2 separate regions of the Homo sapiens genome follow, and region 1 is linked to region 2. Evidence: read pairs that join two places in POLR2A ChIA-PET (ENCODE). Cell type or tissue: MCF 10A. All regions are shown on one strand.

Region 1 (4,000 bases), 180 kb before region 2:
TTAAATAAAAGGTCTAGAAAGAAAGGTTAAGTTACTTGGTCAAGGATACAGTAAAATCCAGGATTCAACCAAAACAGTCTGGCTCTAGAGCCCGTATTAGTGACTTAGCCATGATTTATTCCTGTGTGGAGCATGTGGCATAGAAGGCACACTAACCACCAAAGATTTAAGTATAGAGTTCTATATTATACTACAGAATACAGAGTTTTGATGAGGAAAGGCTGCCCAGCCAGGGACTACTTTTCCCAGTACTTCTGCATGTAAGTAGGGCCATGTGACTACTTGTAGCCAAAAAATTGTAAGTGGTGATGATTGATAGTAATTTCCAGGTTAATGTAGTTAAGTATCTTGAGTGCTTTCCATACACCTTCTTCTTTCCCATGGACAGTAGAAGCTGTGCATCAAAGACGACATCAAAAGATGAACGTATCTTGGATTCCTGAGCAACAATTTGAAAGAAAATGCAAAATAAACTTTTAAAAAATTTTTTTGGTCTTAAACCACTGAGAATTGGGGATTATTAGTTACAGTAGTTAGGCTACCATGATTAATCCAAGGAAGGAGAGCTTGAACTATAATAATAGTAAACAAGCATTAAGATTTTTATCAGGGGCCAGGCACGGTGGCTTACACCTGTAATCCCAGCACTTTGGGAGGCTGAGGTGGTGCATTACTTGAGGTCAGGAGTTCGAGACTAGCCTGGCCAACATGACGAAACCCCATCTCTACTAAAAATACAAAAATTAACTGGGTGGGTGTGTTGGTGGGTGCCTGTAATCCTAGCTACTTGGGAGGTTGAGGCAGGAGAATCACTAGATCCCAGCAGGCAGGGGTTGCAGTGAACTGAGATGTGGGCCACTGCACTCTAGCCCGGGCAACAGCACGAGACTCTGTCTCAAAGAAAAAAAAATTTTTTTTTAAAGTAAGAGAAAGAGTATCTGACTTTAAGTCAAAGACTAGGCTTTCTAAAAGAGTTTATTTGGAGAATTAAATGAGATAACGTGAAAGTGTTTTAGAAAATGAAACATACGGCCGGGCACGGTGGCTCACGCCTGTAATCCCAGCACTTTGGGAGGCCGACCGAGGAGGGCGGATCACGAGGTCAGAAGATCGTGACCATCCTGGCTAACACGGTGAAACCCCATCTCTACTAAAAAAATACAAAAAAATTAGCTGGGCGTGGTGGCGGGCACCTGTAGTCCCAGCTACTCGGGAGGCTGAGGCAGGAGAATGGCGTGAACCCAGGAGGCGGAGCTTGCAGTGAGCGGAGATCGAGCCACTGCACTCCGGCCTGGGTGACTGAGCAAGACTGTTTCAAAAAAAAAAAAAAAGAAGGAAAATGAAATATACTAAGAAATTATGAGATAATTACAGTGTAAGAAGTAATATGGTAAAACAGAAAGAGAAACGACAGTCAAAAGACCTGGGCTTAAGACCTCTCTGCCAATTACAACATACATAACCTCAGATCACCTGTAAAATGTACAGTCATGAGCTACATAACAGTGGTTCGGTAAATGACAGACCGTATATAATGGTGGTCCCACAGGTAACAACAGAGCTGAAAAAGTCCTATTGCCTAGTGACATCTTGATGTTCCTGACTCTGTGAAGGCCTGGGCTAATGTGTGTGTTTGTGTCAGCATTTTAAACAAAAAAGTTTTAAAAGTAAATAAAAATAAAAAATAAAAAATTTGAACATAGAAAAATGTTTATGGAATAAGGATATAAAGAAATAAAATATCTTTGTACAGCTGCACAACGTGTCTGTGTTTTAAACTGTTACTACAAAAGACAAAAGATTTTTTTAAAATTCACAACTTATAAAGCGAAAAAGTTAATTATTAAAGAAAAAAATTTTTTATAAACATAGTACAGCCTAAGAGTACTGTGCTTAGAAAGTCTACAGCAGTGTACAGTAATGTCCTAGGCCTTCATATTCATTCACTATTCACTCACTGATTCACCCAGAGCAACTTCCAGTCCTACAAGCTCCATTAATGGTAAGGGCTCTATTCAGGTATACTATTTTTAATATTTTATACCATATTTTCTTAAGTAAATCTTTGTTGTTGTTGTTTTTTAAGAGACAAGCTCTCAACATGTTGCCCAGGCTAATTCTAAATCCTGGACTCAAGCAATCCTCCTGCCTCACCCTCCTAAGTAGCTGGGACTGCAAGCATGGTGCCACTGTGACTGGTTATACCACATATTAGGGTATACCATCTAGGTTTGTATAACTATACTCTATGGTGTTCATACAACAAGGAAATCGCCCAGTGATGCATTTCTCGGAACATATCCCTGGTGTTAAGTGACATATGACTGTACTTGCTTTGCCCTTTTTAAAGAACTTTTGTAAAGATTAAATGTAAACTCTGAGGCCAGGCGTGGTGGCTCACACCTATAATCCTAGCACTTTGAGAAGCCAAGGCAGGTGGATCACTTGAGCCTAGGGGTTCGAAACCAGCCTGCCCAACATGGCAAAACCTTATCTCTACAAAAAATACAAAAAGTAGCCAGGTGTGGTGGTTTGCCCCTGTAGTCCCAGCCACGGGAGAAGTTGAGGTGGAGAGGATCGCTTGAGCCCAGAAAGTGTAGGTTGCAGCGAGCTGACATTGCACTACTGCACTCCAGCATCGGCAACAGAGTGAGACAGTCTCATAAAAGAAAAAAGAAAAAAAAAGTAAACTCTGGGAAAACATTTTGTAAACTACAAAACACTACAAAAAGTAAATTATTACAATTAATAGCAGCACGAACCTACAAAATGCCACTGAAATTAGTAATTTAAGTAGCATTTTGTCTTCAAGCACTTTTTAGACAAATGTTCACAGTAAAGCAAATTCTTTCAAACTATTTTTCTTTCTTTCTTCTTTTTTTTTGAGATGGAATGTTTCACTCTTGTTGCCCAGGCTGGAGTGCAATGACGCGATCTCGGCTCACTGCAACCTCTGCCTCCCGAGTTCAAGTGATACTCTCGCCTTAGCCTCCTGAGTAGCTGGGATTACAGGCATGCACCACCATGCCCAGCTAATTTTTGTATTTTTAGTAGAGTGGGGGTTTCACGGTGTTGCCCAGGCTGGTCTCGAACTCCTGACCTTGGGTGATCCACCTGCCTCGGCCTCCCAAAGTGCTGGGATTACAGGCGTGAGCCACCGCACCCAGCCTAAACTATTTTTCTAAAACCCAAACATTATTTTAAAATATACAGATAATCTATATTAAATCATCTAAAAAAATTCAGAAAATTAAGACCTACAAAAGTCTCTTCCAATTCTAGTAACTGAAAATGAGCATTTTCACCAGGTAATTTCAATAAAAGGTATCGGCTTTAATTAAACAGACAGTTCTTCCATATTTAGATAAGAACTAAAAAGTAAAATAATCTGATTAAATATTCATTAAAGACTATTTTAAATTTATTAAAGATTAGTTTCTCAGCAACAAGTACACAATTCAGTTTCTTTTTTTTTTTTTTTTTTTTTTTTTTGAGACGGAGTCTCGCTGTGTCCCCCAGGTTGGAGTGCAGCGGCGCAATCTCAGCTCACTGCAAGCTCTGCCTCCCGGGTTCACACCATTCTCCTGCCTCAGCCTCCCGAGTAGCTGGGACTACAGGTGCCCACCAACACGCTCGGCTAATTTTTTGTATTTTTAGTAGAAACGGGGTTTCACCGTGTTAGCCAAGATGGTCTCAATCTCCTGACCTTATGATCCGTCCATCTCGGCCTCCCATATTGCTGGGATTACATGCGTGAGCCACCGCGCCCGGCCACAGTTCAGTTTCATTTGAGATTAAATTGCATCTATTTCTCACTTGTGCACTCTGAAGGCACTATGAAGTCCCCCGCCACCAACACAAAGATATCGTGGATGTGTAAAACCCCAAAAAATGAGAACCTGGAGGGAGATTCTTAACAGTGTTACATAATTCTACACTTCCTAACCATAAACGATAAAAAAAAAAGAGACTGTATCAGTCCAATTTAATAATAAAAGAA
Region 2 (4,000 bases):
CTGGCACTGTTTGAGGTAGCTGAGGAGCCATTTTGGGCCACAGGTTTGGCACACAGAGGCTTTAGCTAAGCAGGCAGGCTGGACACGTGGGCCTCCTCTGTCTTGCTCTTCCTCTCATCTCCTCTTGTGTTCCTGGTTCTCATGGCAGCCGGGCTGCAGTTCCCTTGGCCCTTTCAACTGAAACTGCCTTTCCAGAGGCCACTCACAATCCCACCCCCATTGCTACCTCCAGGGTGGTTCACCTCTGACTTCCTTACAACCCCTCAGCAAGGAAACGCCCGCTTAGGATTTCCCAACTCAGGATTTCTCCTCTTCCTTCCACTCCTGGTTCTTCTCCAAGTCCATGGTTCTTCGCTCTCCCATGGATTCTTCCTTGTCTTTCTTGGTTGACCCTTCCAGCTCTGTCCCTCTCTAGTTCCCTGAGTCCTGGTCCATTTGCAGCTTTAGGGGATACGTCTCTGGAAAGATTCCCAAATATCTGCCTCTGTACTTGAGTTTTATCTTCTTCAGACTCAAGCTGAGCAGTGAGATCTGGATTTAAGACGTAGTTTAAGCTCCTAAACTCTGACCCATGCATTCAGCCACTGCATGGCTGAGTAATGGAGACTCCTTAATCTGCCTTTTTTTTCTCTTTCTTCATTTTGAGATGGAGTCTCACTCTGTCGCCCCAGGCTGGAGTGCAGTGACGCGATCTCAGCTCATTGCAACCTCTGCCTTCCAAGCTCAGCGATTCTCCTGCCTCAGCCTCCCGAGTAGCTGGGATTACAGGTGCCCACCACATGCCTGGCTAATTTTTGTGTTTTTAGAGACGGGGTTTCACCGTGTTGGCCAGGCTGGTCTTGAACTCCTGACTTCTAGTGATCCTCCTGCTCAGCCTCTCAAAGTGCTGGAATTACTGCTGTGAGCCACCACATCTGGCCGAGGCTCCTTAATCTCCACATGCCCCCAAGGGCCCTCGTCTTCCTTTCTCACACCAAAGCAACTTCTCCCTGTGTGTAGGTCAGAAAGGAGCTGACAGAGAGGGAAAAGCTAAATGTGGGCAGGAGGCAGGTAGAAGCACAGCCTCGAGAAGGCTGCAGGAGCAGGGATCATCGCCTAGACCCCGGTGGGGCTGGGGGACCTGAGCTCTGGGAGGCCTCCTGACCTGGGAAAGCAGCAAGGTTCTGCGGTGAAGGCCTTGGCCCAGCCCCGCCTGAGGATGGGCTGGAGGATCAGGATCCCATCTCCGCGATTGATGTGGGTACTTGCAGGACTGGGGTCAGGGGAAGACCATCCAGGGAGATCAGGGTTTGGGCAGACAAGGGAGACTTCACTTGTCCCAGACATCACTCTTTTGCCCTCTTTGGTTCCCTGAGGTGACTAGAGTGGCTTTTTTGTGGGGAGGGTAGGCGTGAGTCCTAGAGGTGCAGCCATAGCCAGGAGGTGGCTGGGCAGAGCAGGCAGGATGAAGTATGCCATTGCCCCCCTGCCAGCCGTGTTCTTCCCTGCCCTCTCTCCCCTGAGGCAGGTGGTTTTCACAAATGGGCTGGCAGTGATTGTAGCCAAGGCGGGGTAGAGAGAAGCAGCCGCGGGGCTGGGCCTTTGAGTGCCACGTGCTGGGGTGTGGTGTGCACACCTGTCCAGTTGGATGGCTTGGACTTCCCCAGGTAGGAACTGGGATCAGGCCCAGGCCTGTCTCAGGGCTTGGAACAGGGCCAGGGACCAGGCAGCTGGCTCCACACAGCTGGCACCCACCTGGCCCAATGCCATCTTGCCCTGTGGCTCTGTTTGCAGGAAGAGCTGGACATCCGCCCAAAGGTATCGTCTCTTCTGGGAAAGCTCGTCAGCTACACCAACCTCACCCAGGGCGCCAAAGAGCATGAGGAGGCCGAGAGTGGGGAGGGCACCCGCCGGAGGGCAGCCGAGGTGAGCTGGTTGGGGCGGCAGAGGGGCCACACCTGGGAAGACAGACACAGCACCATGGAATTGACTGTTTCCCCACATGGTGGTGAGCACACTGGGGGAAGTGGGTGCCAAGCATAGTGAGCAGGGAGGATGGGCACTGAATGCCTTGTCTCAGGAGGCTTTAAGAAGTGACCTAATGAGAATCCCCCCGGGGGGCAGAGGGCCAGGGAGCCCCTCAGGAATGACAGCAGGAGACACAGCTGCCTGTACTCAGCCTTTACTGTGTGCGAGGTACCACACCAGGCCTGGGTTCTCATATGTCATCTGTACAACAAAACCAAGAGGCAGGTGCTTACTATCATCCCCATTTTTCAGACAAGGAAATAGTGTCAGGGACATTAAGGAACTTGTCTAAGGTGACTGAGCTAGACAAGATCAATGTGTAATGCTGGGAGATGGATTCGTAGATTTTATGGGAGACAGATTTGTGGGATATGTAACTATGCAAAATGCCAGATCAGTGACATTGTGTGAGGCTGGCTAAGAGTGTTGCCCTTGGAGCCAGGAACCAGGTTGTCTCTCGGAGGTCATGCAATCCAGAGCAAGTCACAAACCCTCCTGCTGCTCGCAGTGTTGGCCCAAGGCTCTATTGGCAGAAGCCTCCAACAACCCCCTGGGTTCCTTGAGTGCCAGTGTCAGGGGACATGTGTATGTGATCGGAGCCTGATGCTGCCTTGTGGGGCTTTCCTGTCCCACTTTTTGGTCACTAATCCAGTTCTCTGGCCCTTCAGCCCTCTTCTCTTTGGGGTGACTGTTACCTCTTTGCCTAGCTCCTCTGTGTCATTGCGGCTCAGTGTAGCTGAGGGCTGGGGATTTTTCTACATTTTTCATTTGGAGGCTAGGGACCCTCCCTCTCCACACACTGACTCCCTGAGGTTTGGGAAGCAGTGGTGTTTTAAGAGGAGCTGACGTCTGGCACTGGCTGTAGTATTCTCAGAGGTCGGCACAAGCAGAAGGCGCTCCTGGCTGGGATAAGCCAGGCCTGCAGCCTCACACCTGGTCGTGAGATTTGGGCCTTTCTGGGGTGGGGCCAGCAGAGAAGGTAGACCCCACTGAAGCGCGTCTCTCACCTTGCCCTTCAGGGAGGCAAACCAGCCCACACTTCAGAGAGGGCAGCTGATACCTTGAGGTCGCACAGACCTGACCCTGACCCTGTGCAGCCAGGTGTGACTAGATAGCAGAGAACCCTAACTGCGTCTGGCCATGTCTGTCCAGCACTGCAGGGGTGTCTCAACCTCTGAGAGTGCTCTGCCCACAGTGGGTGACAGGATCCTTAGGTCAGAGCCTCATCCTTGTCCCTTCAGGCCAAGCCAGGGAGCTGGTGGCGGGGAGTGAAGAGGCCCCTGAGAACGGCTAGTGCACATCTCAGCAGGAATGTGGGAGGGATGCCTGGGCCAGAGAGAGCCCATCATCCCTTGGCCCAATGGGGAACCCGTGAGGATGCTTAGCTTAGCTATCCAGCTTACCTGGCCACAGGGTAAGGATGGGAGAGGGTGACTGGGTGTCTTAGCTGCAGTAGTTTTTTCATGGAAGAAGGAGGAGCTGGGTCAAGTCTTTAAGGAGTCAGTAGGAAGTTAGGGATCTGGGGCTGCTGAGCTGTGGTCCTCACCCAGGGCAGGCCCGAGCAGGGGCCTCGGAAAAGGAAGGCTTGAAGCAGGAAGGGTGGGCCTCCGACCAGACCATGCCAAGACCCAAAGCAGCCTCTCCCCAGCAGCTGCTCCAGCTCCAGCACCGGCTTGATGACCTTCTGAGGCTGCCAGAGGTTATTTGGGGATGCAGAAAGCATTTCCGGCCCACCCTGCCCTTTCCCACACTGTCCTTTTCTTAGAGTGACTCAGCCTGGGATGGGGGTGGGACTGGGAGCTCTTGCTGTCGCTATTCTGTGGGTGGCATCCTCTGAGAAGGGCTCAGACAAAGCCCAGATGAGGGGGATCCGTCCCCTGCACTGCTCCACGCAGGACAGGTTGAGGAGCCATTTGTTTTTGCTGAGGCTCTTCTGAAGTCCTTTAGGTCGCTCACAGGTCTTGCCCCAGGCCAGGACCCTTCAGGAGGGGCA

Evidence for each region. Peaks named below come from ENCODE experiments on the same cell type or tissue, not always from the same donor. Only the 100,000 strongest peaks of a DNase experiment are listed, where the experiment ranks them.
Region 1: POLR2A ChIA-PET joins it to region 2 with 5 read pairs; 3 of 35 experiments call an interaction of 5 or more read pairs at or near these places.

What each region holds. Positions count from the first base shown.
Region 1 is chr16:68,134,950-68,138,949 of GRCh38, reverse strand. The region is part of intron 3 of NFATC3 (nuclear factor of activated T cells 3); the gene reads right to left. Among named protein-coding and RNA genes, the nearest start is that of NFATC3, 52 kb to the right of the region's middle. In MCF 10A, no CTCF peak of the experiment used is centred here; no DNase peak of the experiment used is centred here.
Region 2 is chr16:67,959,480-67,963,479 of GRCh38, reverse strand. It overlaps SLC12A4 (solute carrier family 12 member 4), which reads left to right. Exons shown (of 24, transcript NM_005072.5): 2 at 1-15; 3 at 1,774-1,905. Among named protein-coding and RNA genes, the nearest start is that of SLC12A4, 7.2 kb to the left of the region's middle. RefSeq lists an enhancer at 3,206-4,000. In MCF 10A, no CTCF peak of the experiment used is centred here; DNase peaks (open chromatin) are centred at 1,709 and 3,759.